Linked DNA regions of Homo sapiens: region 1 is linked to region 2. Evidence: read pairs that join two places in POLR2A ChIA-PET (ENCODE). Cell type or tissue: PC-9. All regions are shown on one strand. Each heading gives the region's core, and the rest is flanking DNA. Links, peaks and the distances in the headings are about the cores only.

What was found. Peaks named below come from ENCODE experiments on the same cell type or tissue, not always from the same donor. Only the 100,000 strongest peaks of a DNase experiment are listed, where the experiment ranks them.
Region 1: POLR2A ChIA-PET joins it to region 2 with 5 read pairs; 2 of 35 experiments call an interaction of 5 or more read pairs at or near these places.

What each region holds. Positions count from the first base shown.
Region 1 is chr6:120,208,847-120,214,198 of GRCh38, reverse strand. No RefSeq gene overlaps it. Among named protein-coding and RNA genes, the nearest start is that of MIR3144, 200 kb to the right of the region's middle. In PC-9, for the core only: no CTCF peak of the experiment used is centred there; DNase peaks (open chromatin) are centred at 1,768 and 2,058; H3K4me3 peaks cover 1,005 bases; H3K27ac peaks cover 527 bases.
Region 2 is chr6:119,994,463-119,999,857 of GRCh38, reverse strand. No RefSeq gene overlaps it. Among named protein-coding and RNA genes, the nearest start is that of MIR3144, 18 kb to the left of the region's middle. In PC-9, for the core only: no CTCF peak of the experiment used is centred there; no DNase peak of the experiment used is centred there.

The DNA of each region.
Region 1 (5,352 bases), core at 1-5,000, 210 kb before region 2:
GCAAATGACAGAGAAAGCAAGTCTGTCTGATGAAAAGATATTTCAGGGAATGTGTTACTGTAATGCAAATGCTACATTTTCCTGATGTTTTTGTTAAAAGGAGAAAATGCTTTATTGCTGTTGTCAATGTAAGGCAAATGTTTTTGGTGTGCTGGACATTTTGAGCTCCCAAGTTCATTTCCACTTTGAAGCAGACTCCTCCAGGGAAAGGGTAATAAATCTGCCACTCCACCTGGATCCCTGAAGAAGACAGTGCTTCAGCTTGTGAGCAGTGCATGTCAGTCCAGGCATATCTGTGAGAAGATGATGACCTTACAGCTACCAATGTCCTTCAAGTAACAGACAGATGGCAAAAACAAGCCTGACAAAATCAAGATGAAGAATTTAAAAAATAAAGGGTAAACAAAATAGATCAGTCTGGTTCATAGTGAGATGTACTTTGTCATTGAGCATTGGTGTCAAAGAACTTTAAATGAGATAAAGTTGGCAAGATAATTTATGTTACATCTAACACACTCAATGGCATATTGAAAATTTAATATGCTGTTCATATTAAGAACTTCTGACATTATCACTAGCAGCCATAAGAAGCTTGACAATGATTCCATCATCTTTATTTGCCCCTTTCCAAAGATGGAACAAGCTCTCTTTACATCAAAGTTGATTTGCCTGTTCCCTCAAAAGACTTGGTAAATAGTTATTGACCAAGAAAGTAGAGAAATTTTTCTTTCTTGAAGAAAGTTTAATCAGTGAAGTGGCCTGAGATCAGAAGAATAAATAGAGAAATGCTGCAGCCTCACCACACCAGTCCTAAAATGGGTGAGATGTTTGTCCTATAATTTTCAGAATATTTTTCTGAAATATATTGAGACTCATTTATAATTTGGATAATTATTCCCCTAGAAGTAAAACTATCTCATTATTATTTTCTGACACATTTATATTCTATATTCCTCTGTACCTTTTGGAAACTCAGTCTATTTTCTAAGAAATGTTTTTCATTTTCCATGTGATTTTTGAAAAAATGAACCATTCACATTGTGATTTTTAGAAAGTGAGATGTTTCCTAGATATTGTGTGTTCTTCCTCACTTTACCCCTTTGGTTTTCTTCAACTAGAAGAGAGAATGATTTTCAGAGGTCTAAACTATCTTTCTCACTGGCAGAGCTCATTTTACATAATTTGATATTGAAGCTCCAGAAAATGCCTCACTCAGGAAGCTCAACATTTTGCTCAGATTTCCTCATAAACTCCATTTCACAGTTATCCTAAAGTACTTGTATTGAATGTATCTATGATTTCTTAACCATATAGTTGCTTTATCCTCTCAATTATGTGGTTTAGAAAAAATTTTCATACCTTCTTTGTGTCAGCCATGGTGATAAACCCTTTGGAGGAAAAACAAATAAAATACAGTAACCTTCTTGAGGATCCCAGTGTGGAAGAAACTAACCTTTCTTCCCCATTCCGTAGGCAGACTGGCCTGGCTTACAAAAGTCAGCACCTACATTTACTTTTCTGAGAGTTTTCTCTAGTAGCAATCTCATTCTCTACTTTGTCCACAGCAGGCCAGAAACGCCAGAGAATACAAACATTCTAAGGTCATCATCACTTAACCAGTGACTGGTGGGTGTCAGTATATCAGTATAGAGGCTCCCTTTTCTTTTGTGTAGAATAATTCTGAGGCTCCTATTCCCCATTGTCTCCCATAATTCCCTAGTGGCAACTTGCTTTATATTGGTAACTTGCTTTACAGCATTCCTTTGAATGACAGTTTTCTCTTTACTTTCTCTCTTCCTGTCTTATTTTATGACCCTCCAGAAGCAGAGGCATAGTATTTGGGAGATGCAGGAACTTGCTTATACTGGTAACTTGCTTTACAGCTTTCCTTTGAATGACAGTTTTCTCTTTACTTTCCCTCTTCCTGTCTTATTTTATGACCCTCCAGAAGCAGAGGCATAGTATTTGGGAGATGCAGGAAACATTAGAAGGGAAATGGGTAGGTGCTACAGAGAAGAAACCAAGCTCGAAGTGTGCGTTACTAATCTAGAAACCACAGGATTGCTTCACTCTAGGGGAAAGGGCAAAGGGCAAAAGCATGCCTCAGAGTTGTGTCAACCAAGAGAAGAGATAATCTGAGATTATATACCAACAACCATAAATTATTAATTGAGGGCTTTTGGGGTGGTACATTTAATTCCCTGGTACTTCTAGCCTGCCAACTGCACAGAGTGGGCTACATATTGGGGAAAATCCTTATGCATGGAGATGCAGATACTGCTCTCTGTAAATCGAACACACAAATTGAAATGAGAAGATTTGAGGATGCTTAGTAGGATACAGATAGTGTCTGCTATCCTTCACCATTTGCCTACCAGATTTATCTGGAATCTTTCCTAACAACTTATTTGCACTAGAACTTTTGTCTCAAAAGTTGCTCTTGGAGGATCCTAAACTATGATAACCATGTTTGATTGTGAAGATACTTAAGGTGTCACAACCTGAAAAATACTAAATTAAATGTATAAGAACATGCTACAATGCCATAGAAGGAAGAAAGGGAGGAGAATCAGGAAATATGGAGAAGAGAAAGATAAAAAAGTTTTAGGACCAGTAGGAGTTAGGTAGATTAAAACAGAAAGAAAGAGGGCAGGTGCTTGGAACAGTTCATCAAGTGGCCCTGGAGCATCAAGGGCTGGGCAGTCGGAGTTGGCTGGCAGGAGCAGGCAATAAGGTGATGCATTTCTTCATAGATAATTAAAAATAATAATAATACTCAAAATTAGTCCTTTTTATTATCACAATATAATTTTTATCACTGATATAAAAATATATTAGTGTTCTAAACTATTATCTATGTTCTAAACTACCTAAACAATAGATATGTTGTTCTAAATCAAACTATCTAAACAACAGTTTTAAACATATACATATTATCTATCTATATGAACATATCTATCTATAATGTTTATGTTCTAAACTATTGTTGCAGTTGCACAATACATGTTATGCTACATAATGCAATTTTTGTTAGATATTTTTAAAATAAATATTATACTTCACACAGAAGTTAATTTAAAGAACCCCTAGTTATTTAGTGCTCAGGTACATATGTTGGTTTCAAGAATTTGTAGTAGTATGGAGCTTTGTTCTGGTGACATTTTTGTCTTCCACCTAGGCAGTGCTTTATATTTCTGCATTTAAACAGTAGGTTTGAAATAAGCAACAATAGCACAGTGAATGTAAGATGAAGCAACAGAAACTCAATTACTTCTATCCTGTCATTTTCAAATGCCAGGACAAATGACAAAAGACACTGCTTTTACATTATCAGCACAAATTAAATTGTCAATGTTTGAATGACTTGGTTTTTTTATCATGGGTTTTCTTTTCTTTCTTTTCTTTTTTTTTTTTTTTTTTTGAGATAGAGTCTCGTTGTTGTTGCCCAGGCTGGAGTGCAATGGCACGATCTCGGCTCACTGCAACCTCCACCTCCCGGGTTCAAGCAATTCTCCTGTCTCAGCCTCCCGAGTAGCTGGAATTACAGGCGTGTGCCACCATGCCCAGCTAATTTTTGTATTTTTTGTGAAAACAGGGCTTCGCCATGTTGGTCAGGCTGGTCTCAAATTCCTGACCTTAGGGGATCCGCCTGCCTTGGCCTCCCAAAGTGCTGGAATTACAGGCATAAGCCACCATGCCCGGCCTTATCATAAGTTTGCTATAGAAAATTACATCCATGTTCGGCATCTTTCAGCCTTTTTTGTTTGTTTTAATGTAAACAAATCTTTAGGAATTTTAATAAATATATTAGCAATTTTGGAAATTTTTGACACTTTCATGTGAAGGAATTTTTTATATTAAAATATATAAAAATATAGTTCAATCAATCAAGTAGAAAAAGTTGATGATAATGTGGCTATACTGCCTGTGGAAGTTAAACATATTAAAAAGTCTACATATTTGTATTAAATATAAATTATATAGACATTTGGGTGTATAGTCTTGATTTTTTCCTTTTCAACTTTTATTTTAGGTTCAGGAGGTACATGTGCAGGTTTGTTACGTGTTTAAATTGTGTGTCACTGGGGTTTGGTGTACAAACCATTTCATCACCCAGGTAGCGAGCATAGTACCGATTGGTGGTTTTTCAATCATCACTTTCCAGCCTGTAGTAGGCTCCAGTGTCTATTTGTCTCTTCTTTATGTCTGCATTTACAGTGTTTAACTCCCCCTTACAAGTGAAAACATGCAATATTTGGTTTTCTGTTCCTGCATTGATTCACTTAGAATCATGGCCATCAGCTATATCTACATTACTGCAAAGGACACGATTTTATTTCTTTTTATGGCTGCATAGTATTCCATGGTGCATATGTACCATATTTTCTTTATCCAGTCCACTGTTGATGGTCATCTAGGTTGATTCCGTGTCTTTGCTAATGCGAATAATGTTGTGTTGAACATACAAGTGCACGTGCATTTGTATTCCTTTGGATGTATACCCAGGGAGTATTGCTGGGCTGAATGGTAGCTGTGTTTTAAGTTCTTTGAGAAATCTTCAGACTGCTTTCCACAAGTGGCTGGAATAACTTCCATTCCCCCAAGCAGTGTACAGGTGTTTTGTTTCGTTTTTTCCACAACCTCACCAACATGTTATTTTTTGACTTTTTAATAATAGCCATTCTGATTGTGTGAGATGGTAAGTCAATGTGGTTTTGATTTGCATTTCTCTAATGACTAGTGCTGTTGAGCATTTTTCCATATGCTTATTAGCCATGGGTATGTCTTCTTTTGAGAGGTATTTGTTCATGTCCTTTGTCTAATTTGTAATGTGATATTTTGCTGTTTCATTGTTGGTGTTTAAGTTCCTTGTAGATTCTGGATATTAGACCTTTGTTGGAGCATAGTTTGTGAATATTTTGTCTCATTCTGTAGGTTGTCTGTTTACTCTGTTGATGGTTTCTTCTGCTGTGCAGAAGATCTTTAGTTGAATTAAGCCCCACTTCTCCATTTTTTTGTTGCAATTGCTTTTGAATACTTTGCCATAAAATCTTTGCCAAGGTCTATGTCTGGAATATTTCTAGAAATGAAATTTCCTGAAAACCCTAGATTTTCTTCTAGGGTTTTTTAGTTCTAGGTCTTACATTTAAGTCATTAATCTGTCTTGAGTTAATTTTTGCATATACTGAAAGAAGGGGTTTCAATCTTCTGCATATGGCTAAACACTTATTCCAACACCATTTTTTAAACAGAAAGTCCTTTCCCCATTGCTTCTTATTGTCAACTTTGTCAAAGAACAGATGGTTGTAGGTGTGCAACTTTATTTCTCATTTCTCTAGCCTATTCCATAGG
Region 2 (5,395 bases), core at 121-5,120:
GTAAGATAGCAATAATATGAATGATTAAGTACTATTGTATCATTCTGCAGCTACAAAAAATATATAAATCTTGCGATTATGGAAAAATTATAATAAGAAAATGGCTTACTTTAAATTTCTTTGACTAAAATAAACTTATGAATTCCATGCATGAGAATATCCCATGCTCTCTGATTTGCAGCAGCAGTTGAGCGAAAAGGGCTATTTATATGTGTATATAAACTTCAATTGCAAATATTTAAACCACAGATCTAAATAGTGCATAAGTATTTGCTATATTAATTGGATAATCAAGTAATTAATTAAATTACAATTATCTACCCGAGCTCTTCCTAAGTGTCCAGGACTCAAAAAAAAAAAAAAAAAAAAAAAAAAAAGGTATGGTCCTTCCCTTAAATCATAGGAAAATGTAACTCAGTGCTGTGGAAGAAGCCTGCTATTACCTCCCACAGAAGATCCATTTAAAGTAGTTGGGGAATTTATTAATATAATGCTAAAAGCAGAGTATTAAAAGATAAGTGAGAGTTAACCATATGAAAAGGGTAATTCAGACACAGGAAATATAATATGCAAAGTGTGAAGAGCCGGAGAAAGCACAGGAGCCCTGAGAAACTGCAAGAGATTTGATAGGGTCACCATCAAGAAGGGTTTTAACACGGTAAGTTTATCTCGAAACTACTGTTGAAGTCAATTGTGCTATAAGGATCAAAGTCATGGAGAGAAAAGTTAAAATTCAGATTAACTTTGACTTCATAGAAACTCTCTTTAGGATGATGTTGCATACTTCAAATAGATTAGGAGAAAGGAAATACATGTGTTCAAGCCACGTATGTTCTACATACACTCACAAATACAATCCACCAGATAAACACGTTTAAGTTTACTTGTTAAAAAAAAAAGAAGGAAAACTTTCTTAGTCACTAATGCACCCAATATGTTTGATATATTTATATTACATATAATAATATTTATATTTCAAGGTGAGGTGAAAACATTCATTCGAGATTGGAAAATGATGACCACATTGGTGGCTAAGTAATAAAAACAGTTTTGAGTTGACATTAACTGTGCAGATACTGGAGCTGGGATTTAATTGGGAAGTCATGATAACAGGAATAAATTTACCCTCTATACATGTGTTTTCTTCCATGTTTAGAGAAATAAGGTTCCTAGCTTATTAGCATGGACTCAATTGTTTCAAGGCCCCAGTCACTGGCAAAATAAATGATTGCCCCCTTTGTCATTATTAGTAAAGGGCACTAGAAAAGGTACAGGAATCATTTAATGAGCTTGGACTAAAATTTTGAAATTGTTTAATGTTTCTAAAGTTTAGTTTACCTGACTGCAATTGGTAATTCTTCTTAAACTTTATAATATAAATCTATCCATATGGAGCAATCTAGCTTATACAAATTCCTAACATATCTGAAAATTTATTCTTAATATTGACCATATTTTCATCAAAAACTATCTGGTAGAATCCATCTGCCCAGCCAGGAGTCCTACATCATCTGAAATCATTTTTAATATCTTCTTTTAGTGGAACATCTTTTTTTTAAAAAAGTAGCAATTTTTGTAATTCCCTTAAAGAGTATACTATATAATATGTAAAATGTTTCATTAGGCCTCTGAAAAGTGATATAAATACAGAGTATTTTGCAAAGCTGTGATTTTTTTCTCTTTAATGTTTTGGAAGTCCCAATGAGACTGTTTCCTACTTGCGTAACATGCCACATATGTAATATTTCTTACTTTGACTCTATTAACTTTTACTTAAAAACATGCCACAATATAGTTTCTTCTATTGTTGTTTGTTTTACACAGGTTTTTCTAAGTCATAAGTAATAGCTAATCATCAAATTAGAGCTTGAAAGAGAAACAAATCAACACGTTTCCTATTAATATGTCAACACTGAGGCTACAAGTTTACCGAAAGACATCGAATTGAAGTCAGAATATGCACATTACCAATGCCTTGTATCTTATTTACAAAATGACCTTATAACCACCTTGCAATTACTCTTCAATTCAGAAAAGCAGGCCATAACCATATAGGTTGAGTGGCATAACATGGAAGGAGTGAAAATCATACAATTCATACAATGTGTTTTTTCATGTAAATTACCTTACGCCAAATGCTGGTTATTAATATTGCGGAAATTCAAGAAGACAGCTGGAATAGCACAGGGAGAAACTCACAACAGCACAGTGCAATCTATCTAAGATAGGCTATATTTGCAATAGATAAACTAAATATAATCTGCTATAAAATAACATCTATTGTAGATAGGAGCATTATCAGAAAAGCTGTTGCATTCATATTATTCTAGAAAGATTCACAAAAACTAAAGGGATGTCAAATGCCTATAATTCTGCCCAAACCAGATTATCATACATTATAACTTTTAGGTACATAAATGAACATTTCCTTTAAAGTCAGGGAAATTCTTTAGTAACAGTAACTAATTTAGAATTGTCTAAATTTTTTGAATAAGAGTTCTAAAGATTACGAAAAACAAAAAGAGTGAAAAGTGGGAAGAATAAGGAGGATATCTCTATAACTTCTATGTTTTAACAAACTATTCCATCTACAAAACACATGACAATATGCCCAAGTAACTGATTAAAGAATAGTATCATGCCTACTTGACTTTTGTACCAGTAAAAAAAAAAGACAACATCATCTTTGGACGGTTCTCTGTAATAAATCAGTCTCTTCTCTCTTATTTATTCTGATTCACCAAGATAAACATATGAAGAAAACAGTATGAATAAAATGAATAAATGCATGAATAAAATGTTTTATTTAATTGGCCCCTTCAGTAGAGAATTTATAACATATTCAGATATGTTTCTATTCTGCTGAGACACACTAGTACTGTCTATAAGTTTTAAAGATTGTTATATTTTTATTGTGAAATTCAGTAGTTAAGATTTAAAAAAAATAGCAATCAACTAATTATAAGGAAAATAAAAGGCAAGGATTAAGCATACTTTTTTAAACACTCATTTCAAAACAATGATTGTAAACTATTTAAAAATATATTTAAAGTCCCTGTTCATATAACATTAGGAAAGCACATTTTATAACTTGAGTATAATTAAATTATTTCACTAAAAATTATTTTGAATATATGCTATTTCATATTAAAGGCTAGAAAAGGCAGCCAAAATGACAAATCCCTTATTATGGTCTACTTGTTAGCATAAACACATAAATGAAAACCATGTACAGATATCAAAGATTTGCTTTAACATTAGAGTGAGTAGTTTTCATAGCATTCAAAAAAAAAAAAAAAGAATGTGTTGTGAGTTACAAGTTCAGGCAAGGTGAAATGCAATAAAGTTATTTTCAAGATCCAAGGAAATCTGTAACACTTAAAGATTACTTTTTCACAAGGTGAGTAATTTCTGTTTGGTTTTTATAATTTCTCTAACACTTCAGAAGATGTGTAGGTCCATATTCCCTCATGGCCATTCTGATTTAGACACCTTGCAATTTTGAGCTCTCTCGTAGAAACACATATGCAAAGGACATACCTTAAAGCCTTGTTAGAATAAACTCATCTTATTTCAATCTGTAATGTCATCGAAAGGTTAATTTGAAAAGTGACTTCATTTTAATTGCTATAGCTATTAAGTCCAACTAAATGTTTAGGAGAGTTTGTCCTAGAACACCTAATTTATGAAAAATCTAAAATCTCAATTTAAAAATCAAACACAAGTAAAACTCAAACATATCTCTTGTTTTTCTCCACTCCACTTGTCATATTTAAAATTATTACAATTCCATTAACATCAAACAATCTCAGAGTGTATGAGGTAAAGTTTAAATGTCAGCTTCACTATTCCTCAATACATTCTTTTCTGTTCATCAGATAAAATATTTGAATAACCATCCAGGCCTTTTCTCTATGCAGTTTAGTAAATATTCTATACACATCATCATATGGATTTTTTAAACAAAAAAATCATACTATAAATATCTTTTGCAAATTAAAATCTGTATATATATTCCTTCATGGAACAAAAATTCATGAATATACTGCCACATTATCACAAATCTACTTCATTTTTTGTAAAGGGCACAGGATATTCCCTAAAGCAGATGTACCATGGTTCAATCAAACATTCTTCTACGGATGAACATGTTCATGGCTTTTAAAAATTTCTCTTGCCCAGGTGCAGTGGCTCACATCTCTAATCCCAGCATTTGGGAGGCAGAGGCGGGAGGATCACTTGAGATCAGGAGCTGGAGACCAGCCTGGCCAACTTGGTGAAACCCCGTCTCTATTAAAAATACAGAAATTAGCCAGGCGTGGTGACAGGCACCTGTAATCCCAACTACTCAGGAGGCTGAGGCAGGAGTTTCACTTGAAACCAGGAGGCAGAGGTTGCAGTGAGCTGAGATTGTGCCATTGCACTCCAGCCTGGGTGACAATAGTGAGACACTGTCTTTATTGAAAAAAAAAAAATTTCTTAAAATGTGTTACCCTGATACTCTTTTACAGATCATAGTTGGGCACATGTACAAACTTTTCTTTTGTTTGAATACTTTGAAAGGAATTTCTAATAAAAGGTTATGTCTATTTAAAATTTAGTTATGCATAAGTAGACCTCAAAAAATGATTTATTTTCCTGTCTTAATTTCCATTCATGTTCAATACTAAATATCATCCATCCTTTAATTTTTCCAATATAATATGTAACAAATAGTATTGATTGATGTAAAACAATTCCTTTTTCACTCATTTTCAATGAGTCTGAGCATTTTTCAGGTACTTATTGGCCATTTGTGTGGCCTACCATAAATTTTTCATTAAGATGCTCTGCATGCTTTGCTCTTACATTGTTTGGGGATTTTGTATAGAAAGGAATTCATATATAATGGATGATAATTTATTTATTTAATAAATATTCTACAGATATTTATTCCAAATCTGCATCTTATATTCCATCTTTTATATTTTACTATACTGATTTAAAATTTTATATTGCCAAATCCAAAGTTTACAGTTCTAAAAATTAAGTAATAAGCCTATATGTCTATCATTATAAAACTATTTTCTCATATTCCAATCAAGCACTGTCATATCTTTTCTATATTTAAGACACTTGAGCATCTTCAATTTTTGGTATAGGGTTAAGTTGGGGTTTAACATTATTTTTGATACAAATCAATAACTAACTTTTCAAAAAGCACTTATTTAATAGCTTGTATTTTCTCATCTTAGCCACTTTAAAATCTCAATTTTCTTTAGCGTGATTCGACCCCATCTTTATAATGTATTTACATTTCCTTCTCAATTGCATCCTTATTTGCACCTTAATTTATTTTCCAATCTTCCAGAATCAAAAGTTTCTCCCCAATTAAGTAGGACCAGTAGTGAGGGTG